Regions from separate parts of the Mus musculus genome. Here all the other regions are linked to region 1. The links are chromatin loops, found by intact Hi-C in ENCODE. Cell type or tissue: left cerebral cortex. All regions are shown on one strand. Each heading gives the region's core, and the rest is flanking DNA. Links, peaks and the distances in the headings are about the cores only.

Region 1 (10,415 bases), core at 1,638-9,637:
TGCCCTGGGATGGGGGTACAGGGGGAGATAAATGGAGAAGGAGAAAGGAGTAGCATCTGGTTGGTGCTCAGGGTCCCAGCCTTGAGCTAAGAACACTTTCAGTGCTCTTGGTCCATCCTGCTGCCTGCTGGCTTCCTCTGCCTGCAGGAATAAAGACCAGCGCCTAAGGGACCCGGGGCTAGCAGATTTGACACAGGCTAAGGGAATGAGGAAGCTGCAGATTGTTGTGAATTCCAAGATTAGCATCTCCAGCTAATGGTGCCCCCCCCTCAACCCCCACAATCCCAGGGCACCATTAGAACTGCTGACCAGTAAAGTGTCTGGATGGCCCAGGGTGAGATGCCCAAGGGTGACAGGAAGTGAAAGTGGGTAACACCAGGGCATGGGAGTGGGATGGAGGTGTCTCTTAGCTCCTCTCACTCTTAATTGTCTTCTTTGTTCCCAGAAAAAGGCCAGGACTACTCACTCTCACTGTCATCTATGTCACCTCTAAACGTCTCTCAGTGGCCTGTGCTCTGACTGTAACACCTTTGTACCACAGGTTCGCTGATAGTAGTTCCTACCCACTGGACTTCCTGCCTCTCCACTGGCTTCCTGCCTCTCCATCTCCATGTCACCTTCCACGCCCAAACACTTCAGCCTTTTTATAAGACTTCCTAAGTATGGAGTTCCCTGTATGAGTGTGTGAGTATGCGAGTGTGTGTGTGTGTGTGTATGTATGTGTATGTATGTGTGTGCTTGTCTGTGTGTCTGTGTGCATGCGCGCGCACACACAGGCCTGAAACTCACCGATTCCCTGAAGCAGGCTAGCCAGCGAAGCCCCGGAGATGCTGATCATATCTCTGCTTTCCCTGCGCTGGGATTGCATGTACATACCATCATGCACCCCCCACTCCCCACTCGCGGTGCTGGGGAGTGAACTCAGGTCCTCACATTTTACCCACAGAGCTATCTCTCTAGCCCAAGTGAGGCTCCTTTTTAACACAGTCTCCAATGGTTTCTGTGTACTCTCTACCTATCTGAGGCCACAGCAGCCTCCTTTGCCAGCCCTCATTGTCTCTCCTCAGTCTCCTTGTAGAATCTCACCTAATCTGTGTGCACTGAAATCACTAGGCCCGTTTCCACTAAACCTGTACCTTCTTCCCCACCAACTTGAATTCAAGCTATGTAGCTCTTCCAACAACTGCAGCACAGTCACCCCAAAAGTCTCAGTGACTCAGAGCAGCAGTGGAGTGAGAATTCTGGATTCGTTAAGAAAACACAAATATTACAAGAATGTGTTTTCATTCTAATTCCAGGTGTGGGACATAGGACTGCTTCAGATTGTCCACAGCAGCTGACTATGATTTGCCTCATGTTCTAGCAGAAGTGTGTTTTTGCAGCTGCACATAGTTTCTGCAAATGCATGACATTTGGAATTTTGGGGACTTTTCAGAGGATATATACATGCCAGAGCCCCACAAGTAGGGGCTGATTGGCTGCTTGGTGGTTGTCTGTGGTTTGTTAAGTAGTCATGCACAAAGAAGAAACAACTGCAAGAAAAAATTAGATATTCTGAAGACGAAGATCAAATTTGCCCCAAGGAACTTAAAGCCCCTAAACTGCAGGGAGTAGTCTAACGATAACGTCACCCCCTTTCCCCTCTATCCTTTTTTTCTCTCCTACCTAGTGTTAGGGGATTACTGGGGTAGAAGAATAGGGGAGAAGAAGAGCGAAAGAAAAAAGAACTCACAAAGTAGCCAAAAGTCCCACTGTATAGCAGCCGTCTCCGGAGCCACACCCTGAGAGAATAACCAGATGGGCATTCCCTCCCAGGTAGGTATTCTGAGGCTTCAAGCCTACTGCTCTTTGAGTCTCTGAACTCCACGTCTGGGCAGTCTACATCCTGAGATTTTACCCAGGTTACTGCCTCTTTCCACACCCACTCCTGCCTCGGTCCTGGATTATTTGGATGCTAGGAGACTACATGGCTTACAGCCATCTAGTGCCATTACCACAATCATCATCAGTCCATTGTGTGGCATGTGACCTAGTGATGAAGACCTCCCACCCGTCATCCTTATGTCTGGTCCTTCTATGCACGTTTAACTCAAAACATAGGTGTCACCTAGCCAAGCCCTGGGTCTGGTTGGTCAGCTGTCTTCTCTCATGCACTTATAGAGATATCCCAGCAAAATACTGAGGTGGACACCTTTGTGCCCTGGAGTCAGAGCACAGGCATTGAGGAATTGGTGAATTCACAAGCTCAGGACGAGTCAGGAAGAGTAAGATATGGGGTAGCAAGGAAGGCAGAAGGCCCCAGGATGGCCAGAGCCAACTCAGCTCCACTAGACTGAATCACCACTTTTACTTCCTTACTGAGGTGCCTGCAGCCATTCCATACTTCACTACCGCTGGGTCCCCAGAGGCACTGGTGTCTGGCAGGGTGCAAGATGACCTGTTTTCCTCAGCCTGAGAGCGAGCAGAGGAAGCAGCGGCCCTCAGCTAGCCCAGAGGTGTCAGCTTCTCTTCTCACCAAAGCAGCTGCACCGCACCTGACGTCAGGCGCTGCCAAGGGCCCGGGCTTCCTGTGAGCTAGACTCCCAGCCGCCTTTCTCACTAAAGAGAAGAGTGGGCTTGCCTCTCCTCAGCTCATGACCCACTCAAAGGCAGCCCGCCTGAGCTCCTGATGCTGGCAACATTTGGATCATCCTAAGCGTTTGCTAAGTGCCATCAACACACTGACTTAAGTGGTAGAGGATTGAGAGCCTGGTGTGGGCTGTGGGGATGGAGGAGGAGGCGAGCAGGAGGAGAAAGCAGATGGAGAAGACGAGACCGAATGGAAACCAGGCACCGAGACTAGACTCTGGTTTCTCCAGCCCTTACTGCACTGTCTGCTCCGTGGGTCTAACCGCTCATCTAATGACATCTTCAGCTCTGTCCCCGGCTCTACACTTCTCTGGAACCAACCCACACAATTAAGCCATGATTTTCTACCATTGCCCATGGGACAGAATCCAGAAGGCTTTGTCTAGCCAGGGCTGGCTTTCCACGACTGTGCCTTCCATCCAGACCAGCTTTATTTTCCATTGCTTCATGGCCGGGGGGGGGGGGGGGGGGGGCATCGACTGTACCCAGGCTGGCTTGTCCTTCCCACCACTCCCTTCTGCGCAGCTGTACACAGTTATTTAGCAAAAGGTAAGCTTAGATTTTTATATTTTATTTCTTGGGGGTTTTCCCATAATTATCTACTGAGTGCCACCATTCATAAAATTAGGAAAAAATAACTTCCTCAGAAGTCTTATCTGCTTCACAGCCCACCCTCTGGTTCCTGCCTTGTACCAATCCTGAGCAACAATGAAGCTACCTGAATTCTACAGACGAGAACTCAAGTCTCAGAAGACACGGGTTCCTCCTCAGCTGGAAGAATCCTGGGCCAGAGAGCTCTAGTCTCCGCTCAGGACCTGTTTATTCCACGGGTTAAGGTCATCCCAGTCTCCCTCACTAAAGTGAAAGCTCACGGGAACATGGGCCATCCTCACTTCCTATATTTGGCAAACAATGAGCACATTAGTGTCTTAATCTATGCAGACTGCTAAGACAGTACGCCGTGGACTCTAAGCAACAGAAATGTATTGCCCAGAGGAGGCTGGGAAATTCCAGATCAGAATACTCACAGGTTATGTCTCCTGAAGGCCCATCATTTGACCTACAGAAATCCATCCTCTTTCTTGTCCTCATGGCAGAAGACTGAGGGAGCTCTCTGGGAGTTTCTTATGAGAGCATTGACCCATGAAAGTTTCACTCTATTATCTGATCACCACTCAGAGGCCTGCCTCCTGATGCTACCATATTTGGAGTCAGACTCAACACTGGAATTCTGAGGCACACAGTCTACTACAGATGGGTTATAACTACTCTACATTAAAAAAAAAAAAAGCAGCACTAGGTAAATGGTTAGGCTTTTGTTTTTGGTTTCATTTACAGAGTTGCTGTGCATGCATGTGCGAGTGTGTGTGCTTGTATGTGCATGTGTGTCCTGTTACTGAACCCAGGTCTTCATGTCAGTGGAATAGGCAAGTACTCTAACTGGACAACAGTCTCACCAGCCCCTCAAATTCAGTATAAAGATGAAATTCCCGAGTTGAGGATGTAGTTCACTCAGTAGAGTGCTAGCTTAGCTTGTTCAGAGCCTCAAGTTTGATCTCCAGCATCAAATAAACTGGGCTTAGTGGTGTGGGCCGGTAATCCTAGCCCTTTGGGAGGTGCAGACAGGACGAGCAGAAATTCAAGGTTGTCCTAGGTTTCATAGTTCAAGACCATCCTGGACCCTGACTCAAAAAGTTTAAATTCCCTCCCCCTCGTTCTCCCACCCTTGAGATCTTTTTTAAAAAATGTGTGGGTTTGCCTGCATGTATGTCTGTGTAGCATATGTATACTGTGTCGGAGGAGGCCAGAAGAGGGTGTCAGGTTCCCCTGGAACTGGAGTTACAGAGGACTGTTAGCTACGGAGTAGGTGCTGGGAACTGACTTCAGGTCCTCTGAAAGAGCGATCAGTTATCTCTCCAGCCCAGTGCTGTCCCTTTGACAGACTGATCACTGCTATCCTAGAAAGTATTTGATAAAGTTAAAAGAACAAAGACCCTGGTAAGTTAGCCTCGGCCAAATCATAGTTGGATCGTTCTTATCAGCTTTCCTCATGGAGGTGGAGTGCCCCCTATCGGAATGGCTAGAAAGTAGCCGCTCCCCCACCCCCATGTCTGCAAGGTCTTTCTCTGTACAAGATGTGTAGGTAGTGTTACCAGGACACAAACAGAATCATGACAACACTTTGCAGTGTAATTTCATGATTTATATATCAATTATGTTTTATGAAGTTATTTTTAACTGACTAAAAGGTTTTATAGCTGGAATGTTGCTATATTGGGATGGAAGACTGGAATAATCTTCCCCAGCCCTGCATTCCTCTCACCTCTTGCTCAAGGTGAGGCTATGCTAGGCAGGAGGAGGGGCAACTGCTTATCACCTGCCACTATTCCCGTTGAATGTCCAATCACCTCCTGCCTCTCTAGGCCTAAGAGCCACTTTGTATCCCCCCGCCCCCCCCCCCCCCCCCGCCCCGTCTCTAAAGTCCAGGCTTGTTTTCTTAATTTCTTAGATTAGTAAATCTAAACATGCTATTGTAGGCATTCCTGAGCTCTATGAACCCACTGTTAACTCTCTACTCCTTGGCCAAGGACAGCTTCTGTCATTCTGAGACAGTGGCCTGCTTTGTCCTTCCATGGCCTGCTGGATCCCTCTAAGTCTCCCTAGAAAAATACGAAAAGGGGCCAGGTGTGGTGGCACACGCCTTTAATCCCAGCACTCGGGAGGCAGAGGCAGGTGGATTTCTGAGTTCGAGGCCAGCCTGGTCTACAAAGTGATTTCCAGGACAGACAGGGCTATACAGAAAAACCCTGTCCCGAAAAAAAAAGAAAGAAAGAAAGAAAGAAAGAAAGAAAGAAAGAAAGAAAGAAAGAAAGAAAGAGAAAAAGAAAAAGACGAAAGGGTACAATACAAAAGGAAAAAATACAAGGAACCAAAGAGGAAAAATACAAAAAGCACAAGCAGGTCCTATATCCAGACCATGAGGCCATCGCCACTGTCAGCTAACCCTGGAGAGGCTCCTTCCTTGGCAACAAGGTCAAGTTCACAGTCTGCAAAGCAGGACTGGCCAGAGCCCTCATTTGATTATAGCTTAATCCTAATCTGACCAGGTTTGGATGCAAAGCTTTCTCAGTTTAACAGTGACCGGAGTATCTCTGCTCTTTAGGACAGAGCTTTCTATCTTAAGGTCCCAACAAGTGCTTTTTGGTGTCGGTGCTAGAGTTTCATGTTTGCTGAGCAAGTGCTCTACCGCCGAGCTGCATCTCCAAACCCACACAGGAAGCCTTGTAAAAAACTGAAATGAAAGAAAATACCAGAGCACATTCAACAATGTGAGTATTATTTCCTGAAAATTGTGGTAAGGCGTGTGTGTGTGTGTGTGTATGTGTGTGTAAACTGTTCATAATATAAAATGTATTTCTTTGTGTGGGTGGGGGTTTAAAAAGTTTTGAAAATATTGACTTAAAGGAAAATATCCATTCCTCAAATAGTATACAAATATTATCAGAGCTGTGTCTTGCTCTAGGAGAAAGAAAAACAAAAGTTGGCTACCACATCTGGAAAGCTCCGGATGGGGTAAGTACAAAGGCCACCAGCACAGGATGTAAAAACCACAGTCTGAGGGGTGTCATGGGAGAAGCCACCTCCTTCTTTAGGCCTGATGGCTGGTTCTGACATTGGCTAGGGAAGGAAGGGAAATGGTATGCTTCTGATGAAGCACGGATACCAAGCCACAGCCCCAAGCCCCATGGCTGGAGCTGCTACCAAGACCTTGGTGTGAATGCTGGGAAAGGACCCAGAGTGATGGGAACAGACAGGGATGAGAAGAACAAAAGTGGGAGATATGGATATATAAATATAAATATGTATATATAATTGAGTATTTATATTATATTTAATGTATGTATGTATATGTGTATATATAATATTTTTTAAGGGAAGGGGGGTGGAACAGTGGAGGACAGCCACTTGAAGGCCAGATGTTGCCTTTGTTTCTACCTCAAGGCCTTTTTAGACTTACCTCATTACTGATTCTGATTAAGATGTATGCTACATGAGTCCATGGTCCGATAGGAATTTCTACATTTAGATTTTCCTTGTATGTTCCTGTCTGGCTAGAGCCAGTGTTGCTGTCTGGTTACCAGACTCAGCTGTGCCTCCCCTCACAAAGCACAGGGGTTTTCTCTTCTCATGTTCTCTGGGTTTCCCTGCTGAGCCCTATAGCCTGTCCTTTCGGCTATTTTGTGGATGCTTTTTTCTTTACCCTTCTCCACTTTTTCAACCCCTTAATATTAGATAGAAGAGAGAAAAGGATGGCGGGGAAAGGGGGCGATGATATTGTTAGGATAATTCCTGCTGATTAGGGCTGTTGAGTTCCTTAGGGCAAGTTTGATCTTCACAGTCAGGATATCTTTCTCTTTCTTCCTTTCTCTCTCTCTCTTTCTTCCTTTCTCTCTCCTTCTTTCTCTCTCTCTCTCTTTTTTCCGAGACAGGGTTTCTCTGTATAGCCCTGGCTGTCCTGGAACTCACTCTGTAGACCAGGCTGGCCTCAAACTCAGAAATCCACCTGCCTCTGCCTCCCGAGTGCTGGAATCAAAGGTGTGCGCCACCACTGCCCGGTGGATATCTCATTTCTTGTTTCTTTGTGCACAACTATTTAACAAATAGCAACCAACCAACAACCAACATTGAACCAACAACTGGCCAGTCAGCCCCGTCGATTGGGGTGCTAGCATTTATACATCCTCTGAAAGGTCGCCAGAATTCCAGATCTCATACAATAACAGAAAGTATCTGCGGCTGGCAAAACCACGCCCCTTCTTAGAGCAGGAGGCAAGTCATCGTCAGCCGCATATCCCACACCTGGGATTAAAAGTCTTATAATATGTCTGTGTTTTTCAGAGAAACCAACATTCTCACTACCAAGCCTCAGCACAGCTGGAAGGAATTCGAAGGAGAAGTGTTGTCTCCTGGCCCTTCCCCTGACACTCCTGCGGTTGCAGACAGGTTGACTATAGAAAATCACAGCAGGTTGGAGCATTCCATTTCCTACTTTGCAAACAGGGAGTGGCCCAACACCTACTTCTGCATCTCCGCCCAGACTCGGGGGTGGGGGAGGGTGTAAAGGACCTTAAGAGCGAGCGTATTCCTTTTCCCTTATGCAAAAAGACTGTTGACCACTCTACGTACAAAATGTCCCCTGTCTGTCTGCCTTTTCCTCAGCAATTGCTGAGCCAGTCATTGGAAAGCGGCAAGGCAAAACACCCATTACCAAGATGTAGCTACCAAAGGACTGAGATTTGGGATCAGAAATTCAATACCTTTACCCCAGCCCTTGTGGACAACTTCCTCCTGTGGGACTGAGGACTCTAAGAGGTCACCAGAAAGTTATATATGAGCTCCTCCATTGCATGGACTGTCTACCCCTCCTCATCCCTGCCCGAGCGCCCTCTGCTCTCAGTGAGTTCTGCTCTTTGTTTCCCCTCATCTTTTTCCCTGTCTGAATCCAACCCACAGGGATTAGCTCAGTTTTCTTATCTTCTAGGAAGCCAATCCACAAAGAACACTCAAAATGCCTAAAATCTCCTTATGGCACTTAAATGTTTATGGGTAATAAAAGGAATCACTCCTCTCCTTATGTGTGACCTTGTGATGTTTGTCTCTGAGTTTATAGACTCCTGGAACCCGGGGACACTTAACTCTCTCTGTGCCTGTCCCAGAGCTGAATATACAATAGGCTCTCAGAGCTGAGTTCTAACATCAACCTGATTGAAAAACCTGGCTTCAATGGTTTTTGGTTTTTGTTATTTATTTATTTACATGCCAAATGCTGCCCCTTTCCTGGTGCCCCCCCAGAGACCCTCCCCCATACCCTTCTCTTCTGAGAGGGCCCCCCTGCCCCGCCCCAACCCCGCCAGGGTATTTCCCCAACCCTGAGGCATCAAGTCTCTGCCAGATTAGGAGCATCTCCCACAGAGGCCTAGAGCACTTTTAAATCACCCATCCCAGGCCTTGTCAAAGTAGCCATGACTAAAGGAAATCACAGAGATTAAATGAATTGTTTAATTAATTGCTTCATGCGTCATAAAAGTTTGATTGCTTTAACTATAAAGAGGCAAGATGGAGGTCAAAGGGCATTATCTTTTAATTTGTTTATTTCTGTTTTTCATTTGATTTTAGGGTTCTCCATATTCTTCCAAATTTTACTCTCAGTTTTAATTTTGCAGTGGCTCCTAAATGTCATGTCAGAACAAAAGGCTCTGTCTAGAAGTCCTGTTCCCACTCCATCTGCTTTATCCCTCCTGTCCTGTCTCTGCCATGCCCTACAGCAGGTAGCTAAGCTCATTAGTCTCTGCTTTTTTTTTTTTTTTTAATTTCTATTTTTGTTCCTTTTTTCTTGAACAAATAGGTACCTGTTCTTACTTCTTCCCCTAGAGGGTATTCTTGAGGTAATTTCTTTCACGACTGCCTCACCACCACAACTACCACCTCCTCCTTCTAGTCCTTGTCCTCCCACTCTGCCACCCCCCTCCTCTGGTGTCTGCTGGCTGGGAGGATCAGGACCAGCGACAGCCCATGACAAAGGGATTTGTTTTGTGTTAATCCTCACTGGAGTTAGTCATAGTGACAAGGAAATAACATTCTTCCCAGGGCTAGCTTCATTTCAAATCCTGGCCAGAGACCTAAAGAGACCTACGTAGCCTTGTGAGGGGTTACGTAGCCACAGCCTAGTCCCTGCAACTGAGGAGGCAAAGAAGTATCCACAACCAAGCTTCTGCCTTGCTCATCCTCCTAGAGGAGGACACAATGCTAGTGTACACTGGCGTCCTAAAAACCACTTGTAAGACCTTTTCAGGCTCATGCAGCGTCCAGGAGTCCTGCACACGTTGCAGGAAAACCACGCTCTGCATCTGTGCTGGCTAGTTTCACGTCAACTTGACACAAGCTAAAGTCAACCGAAAGGGAGGAACCTCAATAAAGAAAATACCCACACGCCTTTAATCCCAGATTGGGCTGTAGGCATACCCGTGGGGAATTTTCTTAACTAGTGATTGATGTGGGAGGTCCCAGCCCATTGTGTGTGTGTGTGTGGGGGGGGGGTCCTGTGTTACATAAGAAAGCTGGCTGAGCAAGCCATGATGAGCAAGCCTGCAAGCAGCACCCCTTTATGCATCAGCCCCTGCCTCCAAGTTCCTGCCCTGCATGCGTGCCTCCCTTTCCCACTTTTGATGTGAGCTGTTCTAGAGAACTAAGAATGAAACAAACCCTTTCTTCCCAAGTTGCTTTTGTTCACGGTGTTTCTTCACAGTTATAGGAACCCCAGCTAAAGCAATGCCTATACCTTTTTAAAAACATGAACTTTAAGAATTGAAGACTGGGGCTGGAGAGATGGCTCAGCAGTTAAGAGCACTGACTGCTCTTCCGAAGGTCCTGAGTTCAAATCCCAGCAACCACATGGTGGCTCACAACCATTCATAATTGAGATCTGACGCCCTCTGCTGGTGTGTCTGAAGACAGCTACAGTGTACTTACATATAATAATAAATTAATCTTTGGGCCAGAGCAAGCAGGGCTAGAGTGAGCGGAGGTCCTGAAGTTCAATTCCCAGCAACCACATGATAGCTCACAACCATCTGTACAGCTACAGTGTACTCATATACATACAATAAATAAATCTTTGAAGAAAAAAAAATTGAAGACTGGCAATCCTCTGGACCCATAAGATCCCATTTCAAGGCGAATATAATATGTCTGAGTAAGTTAGTTTAAGTTATAGAGAGATGGCTGAA
Region 2 (10,415 bases), core at 921-8,920, 52 kb before region 1:
TAAGATGAAAAGAAGGAAAGGAAAGGAAGGAAGGAAGGAAGGAAGGAAGGAAGGAAGGAAGGAAGGTAGATCAGTCTTCTAGAAACCCCACAGGCATTCTAGAGCCCAGGATACTATATTCCTTGAAATGCTATTGTGTACAAAATCCATCCAGCGTTCTGAGTAGCTGCAGGACCAGTCTAAAAGCAACACAGACCCCAAGTTCACCAAAAGCTTTGCTTGAGGATTTCTTCTGCATGGTTTATCTTGGTTTTTTAGTTTGTTTGTTTTGGTTATTTGCTTGCTTGCTTGCTTGCTTGCTTGCTTGCTTGCTTGCTTGCTTGCTTATGTGAGACAGGATCACACTATGGAACCTTGACTGTCCTGGAAATCACTGTGAAGATCAGGCTGGCCTTGAACTCACAGAGATCTGCCTGCCTCTACCTCCAAGTGCTGGGACTAAAAGTGTGCACCACCATGCCCAGCAAGACAGGATTTCTTTCTTTTTTTCTTTTTTTCTTCTTCTTTTTTTTTTCTTTTTCTTTTTTTGGTTTTTTGAGACAGGGTTTCTCTGAATAGCCCTGGCTGTCCTGGAACTCACTCTGTAGACCAGGCTGGCCTCGAACTTAGAAATCCGCCTGCCTCTGCCTCCCAAGTGCTGGGACTAAAAGTGTGCACCACCACGCCCAGCAGGACAGAATTTCTTACTCATTCTTTGTGCCCTTTGGGAGCACATAACTCCTCTGGAGGATAAGCAGATGTCCCCTGAGGTGCGTCCGTTTCACCTGCTTGCCCATTGCCTATTTTCCCACCAAGTTGCTGCTTTTAGGAGAAACTGATGGTTAAAAGTTTTCTGTCTTGTCCCTCTAAGCAATAACCACAGAGTAAGAAGGCTGCCTCAAGCACTTGCTGAGGTTGGGCGCCTCATTTCCATAGAAACACAGGAGAGGAATTTGAAGACCTGGAGGTGAAGAGAGTGACTCTCTAGGGAGTCAAGGGAGCAGCAGATTGTAGGCACCCCACTCCTATCATGCCCACCCCAGTCTCCCTTCCAGGTCACAGGCAGTCTCCTCTGTCCAGTTCATATGCTAAAATGCTTACCCTCCCCACTCCGCCTGATATTCTCCCAACAAAGCAGAAGAGACTTCCACACACAGAATAACAGTGTGGAGAGTGCAAGCTATTTTAAAGCCACCATGGCCCTTTCTGCCTTGCCTCTGTTGCTCCCCTGACTACATCAGCCCCTCCATTCCCACTTCTCCAGCTACACCAGATGACTGAGGGTGGGGGAGACGGAGAGAATGAACATGTTATTCAGTCACATGTGCTGCCTTCCTATTAGATGAACCATCTGTAAATATAATAAGCACATTTTCTATGGGCTGCATGCGTAAATTTACGGGGAATACAAAAGCATAGAGGCAAATTTAACAACTTGTCTTTTGGATAATGATTATCAATTTTGCCTTAAAAATTTGCACACGCAGTAGGCCAAATATCAGTATTTTGCAATAACCCATTTAATTGCTGTCTGGAAGAAGGAATAAATATTTCATCAAGTTCTTTCTCAAAATATTTTCATGATTCTATCCTACAGTTCTGTATTAATACAGCAATAGCTTCATAATAAGGTGTTAAAACTTTCTTTAGAGACAAAGAAAGATGAATCCATGTTAATGGTTCCTTTCGCCAAAGGTTAGCCAATTAATATCTCCTCAAAGCTTTGGAAAATAATTTGAATTAAGTAAGTCACCCTTTCTTTCTTGAATTTTCTGTGCCACAGTTTTTCTAGGATATAACTGAGGCCCCAAATATTAAAAAATATATTGCCTTTGAATCTTTTCTGGAGCAACAACTACTCCAAAATTCCTTTCCAATCTTGGGGGTTGGGGTATAAATTTGCTTCTACCACTATATCCAATAAAGCTTGGGGTGCCACCTGACCAAGCCCACTCAGTCAGTCAACAGGTTCTCCAGCACAGGAAAAACCAAAAGAAAAAAAAAAGGGGGTGAGGATTAAAAAGGAAAAAGATAATTAGACAACATTGTAGCATGACCTCAGTCACTTCTGAGACTAAAGGCCGGTTTAATTTTTTTCCTGTCTGCTTTTATACCATTTTAATTACATGCAAGTGTTGAGTAGTACAATGAGGAATCAAGCGAGACAATAAATAGTCAAGTAACAAGCAAGACAATACACACCAAGTCCCCTGATCTCTCCACTGATGCTGTTTCTAAGGATGATCCAGATATCAGAGCCTACTTCTTTGTTCTACCCTAAAACCAGATTCTTACTTCCTTGTCCTTGGCCAACGTCAGGTCCCTGCCTGAACTGTCTTCTTTGCCATGCCCTAATGTCAGATTCCTGCCAAGCAGCCCAATTCCTTGTCCTTGGCCAATGTCAGATCCCTGCCAAGCGGCACCCCAAAAGGCTCTCCACACCCGGGTTAGCCAGCTTCCTCTCTTCTTCCCAGAACCCCATCTTTTTTCTATTCCAGGCCTAATTTTGACAGAGCTCTTTCAGCTTTCACTGGAGAGCTGCCTGTTCCAGAAGGGACAGGTGCTTCTCCTTAGCCAGGGGACAGGGTCAGATGCAGGCTGATGCGGAATGGTCAGGCAGGAAGCCCCTCCAGGTCCTGCCAGGTCCCTTTACTCTCCATTCTGGGGATGCTCTTGTATGGCTTCAGGTGCAAAAGAGGAAGTTGAAAACTATCAGAGACAAGACAGAGACAGAGAGTGTTTAGATGGCCTAACAGGCTCTTAACTTATGTCACCTCAAATGTATTTGTTAAAATGCTTAACTTCCACTTGGTTGCGATAGAAGTGGGGTGTTTAGAAGATGAGGTCATGTGGTAGGAGCCTCTGGAATTGGAACTTGCCCTCATAACAGCTACTGGAGAGCTACCATTCAGTATAGTGCCTATAAATCAGAGAATGGTTTGATCTCCCATTGCCCCGTCTCTCGAAGGTGAGGAGGAAGGTTTTTTTACTGTTCACTACTCAGCCCATGATATTTTGTTTACAAGACAAACTAACCGAGAGCTGAACACAGTGACCTGCACCTTCAATCCCAGCATTCCGGAGGTCAGCAAACCTCTGCGAGTCTGAGACGAGCTTGGTCTACTTTTGTGAGTTCCAGGACAGCCAGGAAGACCCCATCTCAAAATAAAATTTAAAAACAAAAACAAACAAACAAAAAAGCCTAGCAGCACAAAACAGCCCAGACAGACAGAATGCTTTAGACAGGCACACAGAGACCATTTCTGTGTCTCTGAGCTCAGAGGCTTATCACAGACTTCAGTCTAAAGACAGGCCCAGCTTCTTCTCTGCTCTATCTCAAGAAGCTGCCCAGACAAAGCCGCTTTTATCTGCTGTTGTCACCATAAGATTCAGACCTCAGGGCGGCCACAGAAAAGCAGACGCACTTCTTCTATTGGAGAAAAGCAGCATGGGGACTGAACTCACTCGCACTAACAGTCAAAGCTCCTCACCCCAAAGTAAAGAACGGGAGGGATTGGATGTCCTGCCTCAATGAGAACGTCAGCGTCAAGGAAGGTGGAATGCCCTGCCTGCTACCCCGGCTCTCAAACCCAGCTTCAGACATGCTTTTCTTTATTTTGAAGCACGGAGCCTGTGTCCTCTCTGTGCTTCTCTGTGCTTACCCTTCTCTCTCTCTTTCTCTCTCTCTCTCTCTCTCTCTCTCTCTCTCTCTCTCTCTCTCTCTCTCCTCTTCCTCTCTTCTCTCTCTGTCTCTGTCTCTCTCCCTCTCCCTTCTCCCCTCACCCTCTCCTCTGTGTGTGTGTGTGTGTGTGTGTGTGTGTGTGTGTGTGTGTGTGAATGCCCACATGTGTTGGAGGAGAGGACTCACCTATGTACTATGGACACACATGTGGAGGCCAGAGGTCATCAGGTGTCATCGTCTCTCACTCTCCACCTTATTTTTAAGACTAAGTCTCTTGATTAACTTGGAGACTATCATTTCAGTTAGACAGTATGGCCAGCGAGCCCCCAGGTTCTGCCAGTCTCTGGTAAGCCGTTGGCTGGTTACAAACACACACTGCCAAGCTCAGGTTTTACATGGATTCTGAGATCAGAAGTCTGAGGCTCAGCAAACTCTACCTGCTGACATCTTCCCAGGCCTCTTTACCTGGTCTTTTTTTTCCTTTCCATTTCACTTTATGCACATGGGTGTTTTACCCATGTTTGTCTATGCATCACACAGAAGCCAGGAGAGGGCGTCAGACTCCCCTGGACTGGAAATGGTTGTAAGCCAGCACATAGGTGCTAGAAACTGAATGGGGTCTTCTCCAAGAGCACCCAATGTGCTTGTTGCTGAGCCAGAGCTCCAACTAATGCTCTCTTTGCTAAGCATTAGGAAGAAACACCCAAATGACACAATAGGTTCACAATAGGAATATTCTCATTTTCTCAAAGGGTCTAAAGATCCTATAGTAACATCGTCCAGCTGAAGGGGAGAACATTCTGGAATATTTTAAGTCTCAGAAGTTCAGTGTTCATCAGCTAAGCACTCGGCCCTTCATACGCTCATTTCTCTCTTTGCCTCCTGGGTCCTCTCTCTTACACTCATCCATTCACACGTAGCTGCACAGAGTGCCCAGGGACGGAAGTCAACAGAGGCAGGGAAAATCTGGCCCAGCATCTACTGTGGGTGAGACCCAGGAATCTAGGGCTCTGGAGGATGGAGCAAAGAAAGCTGGGCTGGCAGGAGGGCTCCTTGGCAGCAGGCAACAGAGGTGGTCCACAGCAGGGAGGGGAGAGAGAGGCAGACCCCGAAGAACTGGGGAGGGGGGCTCCTGTGGTTGTCCTTGCTACCTTCTCTTCCACTGCAGAGCCAGTGGCCAGGTTCTATCAGCTTGAGCCTTGCACTCCTCAGTGGGGATCCCGCTCACTGTCTGGGAGCATGTGCAGTGTGAGTCAGCACAGTGACATCTCTCTAGTTCCAGCCTTACTCCACGCAGCAGTCAAAGTCCAGAATGGAGTCCAAAGGCTGTGGCTCGCACGGAGCACGTGTCCTCACACTTGGCTTGTGAGAAATGCTTCCTTCCAGACCGCATCTGACGTTGGACTGGAAACTCATCAGAAGGAAAGAGAGTTGTCACATCCAGAGCAAGTCCTGAATGCTAAGAAGTCGGGCAACCAAAAATCTTTATTTCAGTCCAATAGTGGAAGGACTGACCTGGGTATATTTCCCTCTGTATGATAATTTAAATACTCAGTGGCTTTTAGGATGCCTAGGAGACATTAGACCAAGTTGTCCCGTGAGTCCCAGGCACTTTCTCTGTCATTTTGAGGGGTTGCACAGAGTCTTGCAGTTTCCAGTAACTGGTTCCAGGCATATGGAAGAGACGTGTGAGTGAAGCATTGTGCACACAGTGACTGTTTGGGTTGTAACAGCTCCCTCTGCAGATCTCCTGCCAAGCCTTACCCGGGTTTCCACACCCGCCCACCAAGCATATGGAGACTTGGCTAGAAACTGCTCCTAGGAAGCCCACTTGGCACAGTAGGACTTCACACCAGAGGTGTGAAGGACTAGGATTCCTCTGCTGCTAAGCAAGCTCCCTAATGACAGGCACAGGGGTGCAGCTCTGGTCAGGTTCTTGAGGACTGACAGAGGAGGCCTTATGTCCAGTAGAAGTTGTTTTCAAGAAAGCACTCGTCTCAGGGGTAGAAAGATGGCTAGGTAGCCAGGAGCATGCTCTGTTCTTCCAAAGGACTTCAGTTGAATTTAAAGTTCACAACCATCTGTAACTCCTGCTCCAAGAGATCCAGTGTGCTCTTCTGGTCTCCACTGACACCTGTACTAACATGCACAGATACACACAACCTATGCATAATTAAAAATAAAATCTGTTTTTAAAAAGAATGAAATCTCCTTCATCAATATTCCAACATGTTTGGGGAAGGGAATAATGAGGTGCCCCCCCCACACACACACACATCTGAGACCATATGGATAATGGTTGCTTGTGGGGTTTTGTGGGTTTCATGTTTTTCAGTGGTTTAGTCATACATACACACACACAGACACACACACACACACACACACACAAACACACACACACACACAAACACACACACACACACGTAGGAGGGAGGTCACTGAAACAAAGAAAGAGTTTGGTGGGAAAGGAAAGGCAATAAGCAAAGATAACAAGGGACTATAATAAAAAATATATAACTACTATAGGTATCTATGAAATTGTAAAAGACCTATATGTGTGTGTGTGTGTGTATACACACATATCTATACATATATACACACATATATACAAATATATATGTATACATATATATACACACATATATACGTATGCATATGTGTGTATACATACACACACATATATATACATATACACACACATATATACAAATATATATATGTATACATATATATACACACACATATATATAGCCATTCACTATTTTATGCCAATGAGCAAAAGGCAGAACTCTGCCTGTGTGAGAACAGAATGGACTTCTCTCTACAGTTAAGAATAGGTCCCAGGCATTACACAGAGTATGGCAATCCTCAGGTGAGATAGGCATGTGTGTTGCAGTCCTTTCTCTCGTGTGTGTGTGTGTGTGTGTGTGTGTGTGTGTGTGTGTGTGTGTGTGCGTGTGTGTATGTAGCAGGGGAAGATCCTTAAATCCTAAGCATCTGCCTTTGGAGCACATCTAAGGAGAAAGGGGCATCTCACAACCCAAGGTGAGGATGAGGGACCTGGAATAAGGAGAGGAAGACTGGGGACAGATGAAACGTGATGTTTGGGACTTTGCAGGGTGCTACCATAGTAGGCAGTTTCCATCCTTTTTGTGCCCCTAAATTCTGTGCCCCTATGTTAAGGCAGACTTCCCTTCACAATACAAGCTGAAATGCCAGAGGCTGGAGTTCCCAGTTTCTCTATAGGAAGACATGGACCAGGGCTCCACCAATCAGATAAACCCACACAGCATTTGACTCAGAAGTTGGTGGCATGAAGCTCTCTGTAAAAGCCACTCATTGGAGCCAGTGAGGTGGCTCTGAGGGTAAAGACACTTGCTGACAAACAGTGTGAGTTCCATTGGATGTCTCGAGGGAATAAGGCAGAAAATGACAAAGCAGAATGACCGAGCTCTGTCTCTGCAGTGTGCACATGCACACACATCATACAAACAAACAAACAAGCAAATCCAGGTATCAGGGATAAGGGAGAGTGTCCTGTTGCTGTGTAAGTCAAGAACATGGAAATACGGTTTTATTTTTAGTTCTTAGTATTTAGTAGTAGTAGTGGTAGTGGTGGTGGTAGTGGTGGTATATGTGTATTAGTGCTTTGCCAGCGTGCATGTATGAGCATTTCCCTCAGACTATAGAAGAGCCTGTTTGATCCCCTCGAACTGCAGTCATAACAGAAGTTGTGAGCCCCCATGTGGGTGTTGGAATTGAACCCAGGTCCTCTGGAAGAGCAGCCAGTGAGTGCTTTTAACCACTGAGCCAATCTCTCCAGCCACTTTTTAAATTTGTTGTTTTGTTTTGTTTTTCAAGACAAGGTTTATCTGTGTAGCTCTGGCTGTCCTGGAACTCACTCTGTAGACCAGGCTGACCTTGAACTCAGAAATCTGCCTGCCTCTGCCTCCCAAGTGCTGGAATTAAAGGCATGGGCCACCACTGCCTAGCTTGTCTTATTTTTAAATGTTTTGAAATTTTTAAGTAAAAGGCAACATATTATTCTACAAATATATTAATGTCTACATAAAGGGAAAGATAAAGTATGCATTCTAGAAAAAAATGGTGGGCCCATTAAGGGGCAAGTGGTGAGGGATTGGTGGTCTCTTTAACATCTAAATCAATTTGTGGAGCTGATAGGACAATTTATACTTTTCTTTTTTTTTTTTTTTTTTTAGTTGAACATCTTCAAGTTTGTTTCTTTTATGTGTGCAATAATGATATTTTTAAATACACTAAACAAGAAGCAGAAGGCTAGATCTACTCTTCATTATGTGAGACTCTGAGAGGCAAGAAACCTCCCTTATCTAAGGAGAGGATGTGCAAAGATCCATCGCATCCCATCTGCAGCCCGCCAGCCGCTCCAAAGGTCACTGCAGCTCAAAAATGAAAGTCGTTAAAAATTATGGTATGCTTATGCAACAGAATATTACTCAGCAATAAAAAAAGGGGGGGATTAAAGACCCAGGCACAATTGCCTACTCTAATTTCCATGAAATTCTAGAAAAGACCAAAGGAAAGCAAGTACCGGTGAGGCTTGTGGCAAAGGAGTAAGTAAGAGGGGACGTGGACGGTGACAGATCCTGAACTTTACCAGTTAAAATTTGCTTAACTTTACTGTGATTATATTTACCTTGGTCTGCATGCTTATTCTATCTTGCCATATACTGAAAATGGGTGCATTTTATTGCATGCAAAGTCTATGGTTCCCAAAGTGCTGTAACCGCACAACTGTTCATCATCCAAGAAAGCCTTTCTCTTGGATGCTACGCCGATGCGGACACAGGATGGTATCTTTTTTAGCTGCTTCTCAACTTGTTCAGATCAATAAAGACACAAAATTCTGCTCATTGCAGAAGACTGAAGACCCTTTGTTAGCCCTCGGTAGTCCCCTCCCCGCTGAAACGGTCAGTCACATTACGAAGCCCCACTGGTAACTGGTCTCAAAGTGTGGAGCCTCCTACCCCTGCCTCCCAGTGCTGGATGACAGGCATGTACCACGGTGCTTTCTGGCTGGCCACTCACTCTTTCTTTCCCTCTTTTTATTTCTTTCCGTCATCTTCCCTCCCTCACCCTACTGCGGGTTTTTGCATGGAGCCTTGCCTGATCTGACCACACTATGTAACTCAAGCTGGCCTTGAACTTTGAGCAAACCATTTCCTCCTTTTCCTCCCGAGCCCTGGAAGCCCTTGCCAGTGTGCCACCAGGCCTGGGCTCTGTGGTTCTTTTTTTTAAATAACATTCCTAGTCATGCATTTCCTTTGCCCATTTTTATTGTGATCTTTTATTTTCTTAGTTATTTTTGCAAGCTCTTTACATATTGAGGACATTAACTCTTTGCCTCCTCTATTACAGCTGCTGTTTTGTATGTGGCTGATCTGTGCCCTTGTATGACTGTGGGTTACCTGTACTGATATTACTTCCATTACTTGTGCCCTGTAAAAATTCTTATCACAAGGATAAATGTTTTCTTCTGGACCTTATTAGAGATGGTTAAAGGGTTCACTGACTAATCTTTTCAAACTCGGACTTTAAATTGTCCTTTGGCAGGAGAAGCCAGCCCCAGCTGAGAAACACTGGTTTAGGCTTTACCCACTTTCCCCAGAGAGTAAATTCTCATAGCATGTATGTCTATTTCATAATTTTCAACTCTAATCCAATAAGACAATGCTTGTTCTTGGGCTAGTAGTATTCAACTATTTTCACTATCGCAGTTTTATATTACCGTTTAAATAATTTCTTGTTCTCCCAGCTGTGTCCTCCTCTTTTTCCTCTTCTTCCTCTTCTTCCTCCTACTCTTCCTCTTCCTCCTCCTTTTCTAGTCCTCCTAAGAATATAATCTTATTGAAAATCAGGCAGAAATGGAACAAGAAAGACCCTGGCAGAGTGCAAGATGGGATCACCCGCAGAGCACCTTAAAGGCCAGGCAGTGCTGCTGGGGTGGGGCCCGCAGGCCTGCATCTGCCTGGGGCTGATAGGTGAAAAGGCGCCAGATAGGCTCATCGGTGGACCCAGAGGGAAGGAGCTGCAGAGAGCAGACCGGGAGGAGGCAGAGTTTTGACCTGCAGGCACTAAGTGGGGATGGGGAAGGGTGGAGGCAGGATACAGGTGCCTGCTCATAGCGTGGATACAGTTCTGCTGCCCACAACCCCAGGCAGCATCACACACACACACACACACATACACACACACACACACACACACACACACACACACACGAGAGAGAGAGAGAGAGAGAGAGAGAGAGAGAGAGAGAGAGAGAGAGAGAGAGAGAGAGAGAGAGAGAGAAATGAAATGAAGCCTCTCTAACCTCTAGGAAGAAAGGTTCTGCCTCTGATCTGCCAGGGGATTCTGGGATGAGCAGGGCAGCCAGGGCAGCCTGCCCAGGAGCCCACAGCTCTGCCTGCTCACAGGGCTCTGGCCCTGGCTGTTTTGTTCTCCCCCAAGCATCAGGGATTTCTGTCTCTTCCAGGCAACTCTATTCAGAGCATGCCTGGCACCTGGTGGGGCTGCTTCAGGACTGTCTCAGCCGTAAAGAAGCAGCCCCAAACTGGCCTGGACCCCCAGCCATCTTATAAAGGGCAGGACCCAGTAGCTTACTGACGTCACCAGCACCGGCTTCTTGCCTCAGGTCCTTGACAAAGGCTTGGACCAGTGCTCCGTGTAAACTGGAGATGACATGTTCCTTCCCCTCACAGAAAATCCCAGCAAA
Region 3 (10,415 bases), core at 1,654-9,653, 92 kb after region 1:
TCAGCAGGTCTTCTGTGGACATTTCACTCGACTGTAGAGTGTACGAAGTAAATGCAAATGAAGACGCACACGGTTACACCAGCAAAGAACACACTGTGCTCTGGGGAGAAGGGCAGATTCGCTTCGTCTGCCGTGGTTCCAGGACACTCTTCAGAAGCGCCTGTTCACACGCTCACCCTGAATACACGAGACTCTTCCTGACACCACCATGGAAGCGGGCTCCCTAGAAGTCTATAAAATATGAATGGACCCATGACCCAGAAACAACATCTCATGGTACACTTTTGTGGACACTTAAAAGAAGCAGTGCAGAGCTCCAAAAATACTTCTTTCTCACTCAGGCAGGCACACCCTCACTGAGAGGGCGTCTCTCCTGTCACTTACATGCATATGCAGACTGGGCCCTTTCTGGAATGGAACCTGGCCCTCCAGCTCCTGCAGAGGCCCTTGGAGCCAAGGAGGCCCCGCATGGGGAGAGCTATGAGGTGAGGAGTGTGAGGAAAAGGATTCTACCTTCTCTGACTCCCAGAAAGGATTGCTACAAAGGTTCAAAGGTGGGGGGAGGGGGTTGTGGGGGGATAAAGGGGAGAGAAATTGCAAAGCGGCATTCAGAATTCTGGTTAAACCAAAGATAACTGAGACTCAAGACTCTTCAGAGACTCCCTCCCACCCACCCATCCACCCATCCCTTTAAGTAAAGTAAGATTATCATGGTTTTGTTTTTGTTTTTCTCTCTCTCATGCTTATTTGATGCTTGCAGATTCGTCAGGCCTGCGGCTTTTGTTTCTAAAACATGCAGTGAGCAGCATACACTGGCGTCCACAGGACCCCTGGCAGGCGCTCACTCATAGCCCACCGGGATGGTGACAAGCAAGAGGCCTTCACTGACAGGCCAGGGCACAGCCCGGACTGTGATGCATGCTGGTCCAGAGTTCAGCGGGACATAGTGTCGCAGGGAACATGTGGCAACCTCTAAAATGCTCTAAGGTCCAGTCTGTGTCCAGTGAGGCTGCACCATGCACAGACTAAGGCACTAAAGCTGCAGCAGGTGAGCAGACACCCCCTCAGAGGCCCCTGGGCTGCATCCCGGGGAGAAGGCGCTCTGTTCCCAGTACCATCCAAGGCCAGAAACCGCTCAAAGGATCAGATCACGCCATAACAAATCCCTGGTCCCAGCCCTTCAGAGAAGTGCTGGGCTCTCCCTCTCAGTCGCTTGCGCCAGCTTCCCAAGGTCTCCACAGCACTGTGGGCAGCTCAGCTGCTCTTCCACAGCCGCCATCTCTTCACACTCTTCCTGCACATCTGTCCCCCAGCATGCCTTGACAAGGAGCAGTCCAGTTCTCTCTCTTTCCTCTGGAGCAGGACCCCGTACATTTCCCAAGGTGGCTCTGTGCCTTCCGGTGCTTCACAGCTTGACGAACGCAGCCGGCTGCTGCGGCACCTGCTCCGTGTCCGGGGGTGGGAAGACACTGGATATGGCTATGTCCACGATGCCCTGGCACAGTTCTGCATAGAGTTTCCTGAAATAAGTTGTTAAAGATGTCACTGAGGCTGTTCATCAAAGCTGGGTATGGTGTGTGTGTGTGTGTGTGTGTGTATTTCAGTGACGATCTGCCCTAGAAATTCCTCTTTTGAAAAACTCGTCTCTGTGAATAAAGTACCCACAAGAGGCTCTGCACACAGATAAACCATGTAAGGCCTTGATGGGAACAAGGAGCTCCTGATGACTGGCAGAGAAGGTAATTTCAGTAGAATCAGGAGCCTGGCTCACCTGTCTGTGAGGCTGTACAAGGAGGGGTAGGCATCGGCCAGGAAAATCAACACCTTCTAAGAGAAAAGGGACACTAGTGAAGACTGGTGGAGTTGACAGTTGAGATGGGACTCAGGAAATAAAGAGTCATCTGACAAAGAGTGATGACAGCGTAGAAAAGCAGAGGAAGGAGAGGCAGGAGACAGAGGGTCTGGAGAAGGGGAAGGAGGCTGTGTGGGTGCGCATGCTGGGCAGTATGCGAGGGGAGCAGTAATCTATACCAACAAGACTGAAGAACTCAGGATACATAGGAGAAACGGAACTTGAGAGCAGAGCAAGCGTATTGTAGGCCCAAGGTCATGTGGCTCAGTGGGCTTAACTTCCCCTAGGGGCAACAGAACCCCATCATCTTAGTTCCCTTTCCTGTAATTCTAATCAGCACACGGGAGGTTTCGCCCCAGCATCCCTGACTTCTAACACCCACGGCTGCACAGCAGAACACAAAGGAGAGACCCTCCCATCTCCCTATGACAGTGTGTGGGGAGGTTGTCTGTCTGGTTCCCTTGTGGGACTCCATAGGTAGGATGAGTCCCCAGAGCCAACTGCTTGGGACTGACCCTTAGCGCAGGCAGAAGCCAGAGGTGTGAGGAAACATATGCCTGCAACTTGCACAGGAGGCATTGGGAACCCAAGAGGCCCGACCAAAGGACAGGAGTGCAGACCAGCCTGCCTTAGCCTAAGGTCTTAACCATTCTCATCCCCAGAAGTCGCTGTGTGCCAACTCCACTGGCTAAGAGTTTCTCTTATGCCATTCTTATCCCTGTTGTCTAATGACATGTTCACCTGGCAGCCCCTCCCTGCCCCCATCACAGAACTTTCTCTCCCACCTCTATCTCCTAGGTTGCCAGGTCTGTATTTTACCCTGTTAGAAAGCCTCTAGGAAGCCATGCTTCCATGTTCTCTCTTAGGAAGTCCTAACTGCTAGCTGACCTTCATCAGTCCTGCTCCATGCTCTCTCCACTCCCCAACTCCCCAGCCCCTCCCACTTACACAATTTAGTCCCATTTTCAACAATCTGGTAGCCAAATGACTCAAGCTCCTGTTGCTGAAGGGACAGAGATATGGAAGCCCTTCAGTGAAGATGTTAGTTCACCAAGAACCACGGCTATAAAAATATGCCATGCACATAAGTTACTGCTGTGAGCATCTCCCATGAGGAGAGCTGGAGCAAGGGCCAGTTTCAAGGTGGCCTCTTAAACCCCGGTGGCACAGGAAGAGTCAGGGTGGCACAGGTGTCACACACCACTAGGCCCACATCACTGGATCCACAAATAAACCACGTCGCTAGAAGAATCTGGGTTGGGCCCAATATAAAGAAATCTTTTGCACTTAAGCATTACATTTCTTGCTAATAGAGACAATATAAAGATGTTTCTACTTAATTAAAACCCAAGCCACTGTAAATCAGGTGAGTGCTGGGCTGGTGAGACGGCTCCTCAGGCAAAGGCACAGTGCAGCCAGCGTAAGTGTGGCCACCTGAGTTCAGTCCCCAGAGCCCACGTAAAGGCGGAAGGAGAGAACTGACTTCACAAAGCTACCCCTGACATTCGCTGTGACACCTGTGTCCCTGTACACACAATAATAAGGAAGAAAGAAAAGGATAGGTGAACGGAAAACACTGTTAACCAGGAAGCACCATCTGCTCATTCAAAGAAAATGCACAGAGAACTGTGTGGCAGGCACAGAGCCAGGGTGCAGACTCAAAAGCCACCAAAAAACCCTAAACAACAAACAAACAAAAAAACCCATACCAAACCAAACCAAAACGAAGCTGGAGACATCGTGCGTGGTGTGAACATTCCAGGAAGAAAACAAAAACCAGCTGTTTGTTAACAACTAATACAATGGAAGAAATACTAAAGCTTTGAGTAGAGAACAGGGAACTTGAGTGAGGGGGACAGGGACCCCACAGGAAGGTCACAGAAGCACAAAGACCCACAGTGGGTAAGAGCTGTCACAGGGAATGGCATCTTTGGTTGGGTGACAGAGAGAGATGAGGCGGCAGCGTCACGGGGAGTGGGGGTGGGGGGGAGGGGTGTGGTTTCTATTTTCTCACACAGGCTGCTCTGGGAAGGAAGGATTTTATGGGGGTGGTGCAGAAATAGAAATTCCAGTGAAGAAGCTCTTTGCAAAAGTTCCCCCCAATTACAGAAGGTACCAGACACAAAGGGACAGAGGACCAAGGAGGCCAGAGGCAGAGTTCACAGGACCCACAGACTGGGCTTGTGGGAGCAGAAGCAGGGTGTCAGTTCCCGAGGAGGGAGATGGCAGCTCCTCCATTGCCTTAGCCACGGAAAAGTCTGGGGAGGAGGACGGGGGTGGGTGCTCCCCCTTAGACCCACAGTCATCCTCAGGACCTGGGGAAGGCAGGTGCAGACACGGGCCTAGCATTCAGAAGCTGCTCTAATTTGGTGGCTTTATTATGAAGTTTAACAAAAACACACACAGGAGATGGAACAGAAGGCCCAGGCCACCCAGCACCAGAACCTGAGGTCCTTGGTGAGGAAGAGAGACTCCAGCTTGCTCACAGACCCCATAGTCAGCCCTATCTGATATACGAGGGCCTGAATCAGCCAAAGAGAAGAAAGATTCTGCAAGAGGGAGGTGGCCTCCTCCAAAGCTGCCACAGAGAAATGAGGACAAAAGGAGGAACCATCATTTCTAAGGATACTTCTTGGAAGAAGACAGGACAGCCCTGGAAATGCTGTAGTCCAAGGACTGGTTCATGTAGGGAGCAGGGTGTGTGCGTGTGCATGAGCGCGCGCGTGTGTGTGTGTGTGTGTGTGTGAGCCCCACAGCCATGCAGGGGAGGAGGCATGGAGCATGAAGAGGGTAGAAGACATCAGGATGGAGGACTGAACAGTGCTCTGGAGCCAGGGGTCTTTAATAGAAGGGGCAGGAGGAAACAACACAGCACAGAGCACGGTCCCCGTGTCTCCCTGAACAGTCCCCCCACTGCCTTTGGGGAGACTGAGCCCTGTTGCCTTACACCCTAGCTCAGACTCTACTGTGTGGCCACCTGCCTGAGAAGCCCTTGAACGTCACAGTCTCTCTTACTCACAGGCCAGCTTACTCAGTTTGTCACATGAACATGATGGTGCCAGGGCTTCTCTAACAGTTTAGGGTGGTGGTGGTGTTATTTTTATTGTTATTTGCGGGCAGGATCTCATTCAAACATCTTGGGCACAGGCTTACTGTATAATCCAGTATGGCCTTGAACCCACAGTGATCCTCCTGTCTCAGCCTCTCTAGTACTAAGATTACAGGTCTAACCTACTATACCCAGCTTAGTTTTAATTGAAACCCTGGTAGCACAGAACCACAGGGAAATGGCTCAGCTAAGCCCCTCCCACCAGGCAGGGCTGCCATGTTGATCATGTCTACTAAAGGACTCCCCTCACTGTGACAACGTTTTCCTGACAGCAACCAAAGGTCCATGCTTGAACCTGTCAGATTACCCAAGGTGTACACCCAACTTCTGGTCGTCAACACAGGCAAAGGGTTTGGGCTTACTGGGCACACGCTGGGGCGCCGTTGACTTCAATGAGCCAGACCTTCAGCTCCTCGTCCACCATGAAGTCAAAGCCGAGGAGCTGGAAGCTCTGGTAAGGGAGGTGTTTGGTGCTGATGGCGGGCTCCACACTCATGAGGCAGCTCCTGGGAGGAGGAAGGAACACATAAGGCTATGCCGATCAGAAGATCCTATACCAAGTGTGCATAGGAATCGGCTTCAACTTAATAGTCTTTTTAAATTGATGAATTTACCAACAGATTATTCAAGAGAAGGCTACTCATCAAACGAATTGTTAGGTATGCATACAATCGCCCCTGTTCCAGGTCAAAGCTGCTAGCTCAGGCCCCACTACAGGCAATTCAGTACCAAGTCACTATGAATCTCCATCAGTGCAGATGTCACTAGCTGTTGCTGCTGCTGTTTGTGAGAATTACCAATGGCCAGTGAGCCCCAGATATCTGCTTGTCTCTGCATCCCCAGTGCTTGGGTTCCAAGCCACCACACGAGGCTCTATTAGACATGCGTGCTGGGGATGAACTGGGTCCTCATGCTGAAATGACTTTATCAACCAAGCCATCACCCTAGACTACATTCATGTATTTTGACATGTGAAGAGTAGACTGGCACTTGGTAAAGCAGAAGTTGCAGAGAGAATGCTGGGCATGGGGGCTGGAGAGATGGCTCAGCAGTTAAGAGCACTGGCTGCTCTTCCAGAGGTCCTGAGTTCAATTCCCAGAAACCACATGGAGGCTCACAACCATCTGTGATGGGATCCAGTGTCCTCTTCTGGTGTGTCTGAAGACAGCTACAGTGTATTCATATACATAAAATAAAAATATACATAAAAAAAGAGAATTCTGGGCAGCATTGATTTCTCTTGCTAGCTCCAGATTTTCTGCCAACTACTGCTAATGGAACATTTACAAGTATTCAAATTAAATATTGAAATCTATGACAGAATTCTTGTTAGCACCAACTACTTTTTTTTTTAATTAAAAAAGTTTAATAACACAGAAAGGAGTAAACATTGAGACTTCAAGCATACTGAAGAAACAGAGGAGGTCTAAAGACAGGCCAGGTCTATTGTCACACTACCCTCAACATGCCCAATCTTGTCTAAAAACAGGCCACAGTCTTAGACATTTGTTTTTGAGGTCTGGTCTGGCTATATAGCCCTGGCTGGCCTAGTACTCACCAGGTTTATCTTGAACTTGATGGCAACCCTCAGATGACTCCAGAGGGTTATAGATGTATACTACTACATTTTCAAATGAATTTCCTAAGCCAGCTTTGTTTCCTTATCTACAAAGTCAGGAGAAATAGTAGCTACTCCCACCTAGCATTTAGACTGTTCATAGAGATAAGATATTCAATGTGACCTCTAAGTAGTGCTGACTGTCCAGAAACTCACAAATAGACCTCGAACTCTACAGAGATCCTCCTGCCTCTGGCTCCCTAATACTGGGATTAAAGGCCTATGCCACCAGGCCCAGCTAAATGTGTATGCAGCCCAGGCTGGCCTTGAACTCATGATCCCCCTGCCTCTGCCTCCTTCAGCAAACATTGTGTCTCCACAACCAGATCTAGGCATCATTTAATAAATTTAATAAACATTGTTCTTATGAACTAGCACACCATTGATTCTTTACCATTGATGCCAATAAACACACATATATTACTTAGGAGTTAAAAAGACTAGTAAGGTGGGGAAATGGGGACAGGGTGAGTATAGCCATAGTACGTTATCAGCATGTATGAAAGTGCCACCATATAGTTTCATTTTGTAGCACCAACACCTGCTGATAACCCATGTCTAATGGCACATCTGTGACCCTGGCACTCAAGAGGCTGAGGAAGAAGGAATCTTGAGTTCAAGGACAATCTGGATTATGTAAATTTTTTTTATCTCAAAACAAACAATGAGCTGGAGAGACAGCTCAGCAGATAAGAGTGCTTGTTGTTCCTCTAGAGGACCCAGGTACAGTTCCTAGCAGCCATACTGGGGCAGCTTACAGCAACCTGTTAACTCTGGCTCCAAGAGACATAATGCCCTTTCCTGGCCTTAGCCAGCAACTGCACACACATGGGATACACAGACAAATGAAAAAAAATTTTTAAAAAAACCAAAACAAAATAAAACAAAAAAACCCAACAGCACTCAGGGTGACAGAGGCAGGTGGGTCTCTGAGTCTGAGGCCAGCTTGGTCTATAGAGTGAGTTTCAAGTCAGCTAGGACTACACAGAGAAACCCTGCCTAACAAACAAACAAAACCTCACAAACAAAACCAGGCATGGGAGAGGTAAGAAAGAACACTCTATTAAACATTTTAAAGCGTTTTCTCTATGAAAAAGTACTTTAAGCGAAGTTTTTTGCTTTTGTTCTTTGTCATTGTTTTGGCTACAGAATCTCATGTAGCTCTGGTTGCCTGGAACTCTCTATGTGGACAAGGCTGGCTTCAAACTCAGAGATCCACCTGCCTCTTCCTTCCAAGTGCTGGGATTAAAGATATCCAAGAATGGACTCATCGAGGAGAATTCTGAGGGCTTGTGAGAAAACACCAAGAAGACAAGAGTCTCAATTTACTCAAAACCCACGAGTATTCTTGGACTATGGTTTCCTGCTTCTCCCAGGTGTAGCAGATAGGAGTGAGTTTACATTAGATTATACGTTACATCTGGCTATTGTTATTTGTTTATATGCCTCTATGGAAAAGCATGTTTTCCCCTCGTGCGACTTGTCCTTGTGACTGTACATGAAAAAGTATAAGGTAAAAGCAAAATTCTAGGCCTTTAGACCCAGGCTTGAGAATGTGACCTCTGTGACTCAATGCTCCAAGGTATGCTAATCATAAAACAGATAGCGACATTCCTCCATCCACCCTCTTCCTGGGTTCATGGAGTGTTCACTCAAAGAAAGTCACCCTGACCCACCCTGACCATTGCTGGAACCCACTATGCAAAGGTGCTTTTGTTAGGGGCTCTTAGAAACTGTCTTGAGAAATAACCCCCACAATTACCTGGTATCCCTTGTGACTCTTGTGACTTTGCACTTCCTTGTGACTCTTAACTGGTATTTTTGGTATTTTCCAACAATGCCCTCCCCACCTCCTTGAGTTGTGGTTTCTTCCTTTAAATACCCCCTTACCCAGCTACTCGGGGCGCTACTGTCCTCTACCCCTGCGTGGTGTATGACTGTAGGCCCAAGAGCGCTCTTGAATAAAAGTCCTCTTGCAGTTTGCAGCAAGACCGTTTCTCGTGAGTGATTCGGGGTGTCGCCTCTCCTGAGTCAGAACGTGGGGGAGTCCTCACATTGTGGGTCTTTCATACACTCTATTCAGGTGACTCTTCTCAACCCTCACAGTATAAATTGTCTGACGTGCTGAAAAGAGCTGACTGTAGCATGAGATGTAAATCTGCCCACGTGTCTGTTCCACTCTCCTCGATTCTGGTGCCTCAAGATTGATAAACACACCACCACACCTTGCTCATTTAAAAGTGTTTTGATTAAACTATATTTAAACAATGTAATTTTCTAAAAGGAATTATTTATTTTATGTATACGAGTACACTGTAGCTATCTTCCGACACACCAGAAGAGTGCATCAGATCCCATTACAGATGGTTGTGAGCCACCATGTGGTTGCTGGGAATTGAACTCAGGACCTCTGGAAGAGCAGTCAGTGCTCTTAATCACTGAGCCATCTCTCCAGCTCCCTAAAACATAATTTTTAAAAGTCAGAAGTTTAGTGAAAGGGGAAACAACAGGAAAGGCTAAAAAGGCAAGTGGTGCAATCTGACCCACACACCACACCTTTTATCTGCTAGGAGGTCAGGATGAGTAAGGGCTTTCATTGACTGAAGCTGCAGGCAGTGCACCTTTTTTTGACTATAGTGGGAGCCAGCAGGAGGTTGGCTGGGGAAAAAGAGAACCTGATGGTTGTGAGCATCATTCAGGAGAGCACCCCTGCACTTCAGGTAACAGCCAGCAGGGGGCGCAAAAGTGCCCAATAAAAGGCTCCTAGAGTGGGGATTCCTTCTGCATATTTTATTTTCTCTTGTAGGAATTCTAACCATCCTATAATTACCAGACCTATAACTAAATCTATAACTAAAGTATAGGTCTGAAACGTAAGAAACAAGAAGGAAAACAAAATGAAAGATGAGCAAAAATAGGTGGTGGTTGTTGTTGTTGTTGTTGTTGTTGTTGTTGTTGTTGTTGTTTGAGACAGGGTTTCTCTGTATAGCTCTGGCTGTCCTGAAACTCACTCTGTAGACCAGGCTGGCCTCGAACTCAGAAATCCGTCTGCCTCTGCCTCCCGAGTGCTGGGATTAAAGGCATGCACCACCACGCCCGGCTGAGCAAAAATAAAATACAAGGCATAAAACCCAGATGTCTATCAACTGCTGAAGGCACACAGTTTGTAATAGTCACATAATGGAATAACACATAGTAATAAAGAAAGAAACTAGTGCTTTGCAGATAAATATAGCAATATGGTGTCAACAAGAGCTGAACTTAAAACAGGAGCCATAAGTAATTTCATTTAAAATGAGCACCCATAACTCTATAGACATAAACATGGGAAGGAAAGGCTACCTTTGTCAAGGAATCATATTTTAAGGGAGCTAAAAGGACTCTCTGAGGATGCTGGATTTATTTTCTTTCTTATTTTCTTTCTTTCTTTCTTTTTTCCTTTCTTCCTTCCTTCCTTCCTTCCTTCCTTCCTTCCTATTTACTTATTTTGGAGGCAGAGTTTCATTATATAAATTTATTCATTTATTTATTTTGGGGACAGGGTCTTAAAATATAAATTTATTTATTTACATATGTATTTTTACTTATTTGGGGGCAGGGTCTCATTATATAAATTTACTTACTTATTTTGGGGGCATGGTCTCATCCTATAGCCCAGGCTAGCTGAAGCCCTCAACCCCTACTGATTTAGCTCACCAGATACTGGGTTAAAAGGAGTTTGCCTGAGCTGGAGAGATGGCCCAGGGTTGAGAGCACTGACTGCTCTTCTTTTTTGTTTTGTTTGTTTTTAAGATTTATTTATTTATTATGTATATAGTGTTCTGCTTGCATTATCT

The links. Hi-C counts contacts between places; a loop is a spot of excess contacts. Peaks named below come from ENCODE experiments on the same cell type or tissue, not always from the same donor. Only the 100,000 strongest peaks of a DNase experiment are listed, where the experiment ranks them.
Region 2: a loop joins it to region 1, with 3 times the contacts of the local background. A loop is called at or near these places in 4 of 42 quality-filtered maps.
Region 3: it touches region 1 in a loop (2.2-fold over the local background); 2 of 42 quality-filtered maps call a loop at or near these places.

What each region holds. Positions count from the first base shown.
Region 1 is chr2:129,175,996-129,186,410 of GRCm38, reverse strand. AI847159 (expressed sequence AI847159) reads left to right here and starts at 5,738. Exons shown (of 3, transcript NR_045264.1): 1 at 5,738-5,957; 2 at 6,152-6,201; 3 at 7,528-8,263. Gm39932 (a long non-coding RNA gene) reads right to left here and starts at 3,808. Exons shown (of 2, transcript XR_866734.2): 1 at 3,657-3,808. In left cerebral cortex, for the core only: a CTCF peak has its summit at 4,701; a DNase peak (open chromatin) is centred at 2,679; H3K27ac peaks cover 1,510 bases.
Region 2 is chr2:129,227,218-129,237,632 of GRCm38, reverse strand. It overlaps A730036I17Rik (RIKEN cDNA A730036I17 gene), which reads right to left. Exons shown (of 5, transcript NR_045838.1): 4 at 3,848-5,824; 5 at 2,027-2,688. Among named protein-coding and RNA genes, the nearest start is that of A730036I17Rik, 13 kb to the right of the region's middle. In left cerebral cortex, for the core only: no CTCF peak of the experiment used is centred there; DNase peaks (open chromatin) are centred at 2,379, 4,918 and 5,436; H3K27ac peaks cover 481 bases.
Region 3 is chr2:129,084,046-129,094,460 of GRCm38, reverse strand. Ttl (tubulin tyrosine ligase) reads right to left here. Exons shown (of 7, transcript NM_027192.2): 6 at 5,324-5,467; 7 at 1-1,520. The coding sequence ends at 1,406. It overlaps Gm46764 (predicted gene, 46764), which reads left to right. Exons shown (of 3, transcript NR_168333.1): 2 at 1-485; 3 at 761-1,688. Among named protein-coding and RNA genes, the nearest start is that of Gm46764, 12 kb to the left of the region's middle. In left cerebral cortex, for the core only: a CTCF peak has its summit at 9,299 (motif pointing right); DNase peaks (open chromatin) are centred at 3,877, 4,424, 4,865, 9,286 and 2 more places; H3K27ac peaks cover 3,582 bases.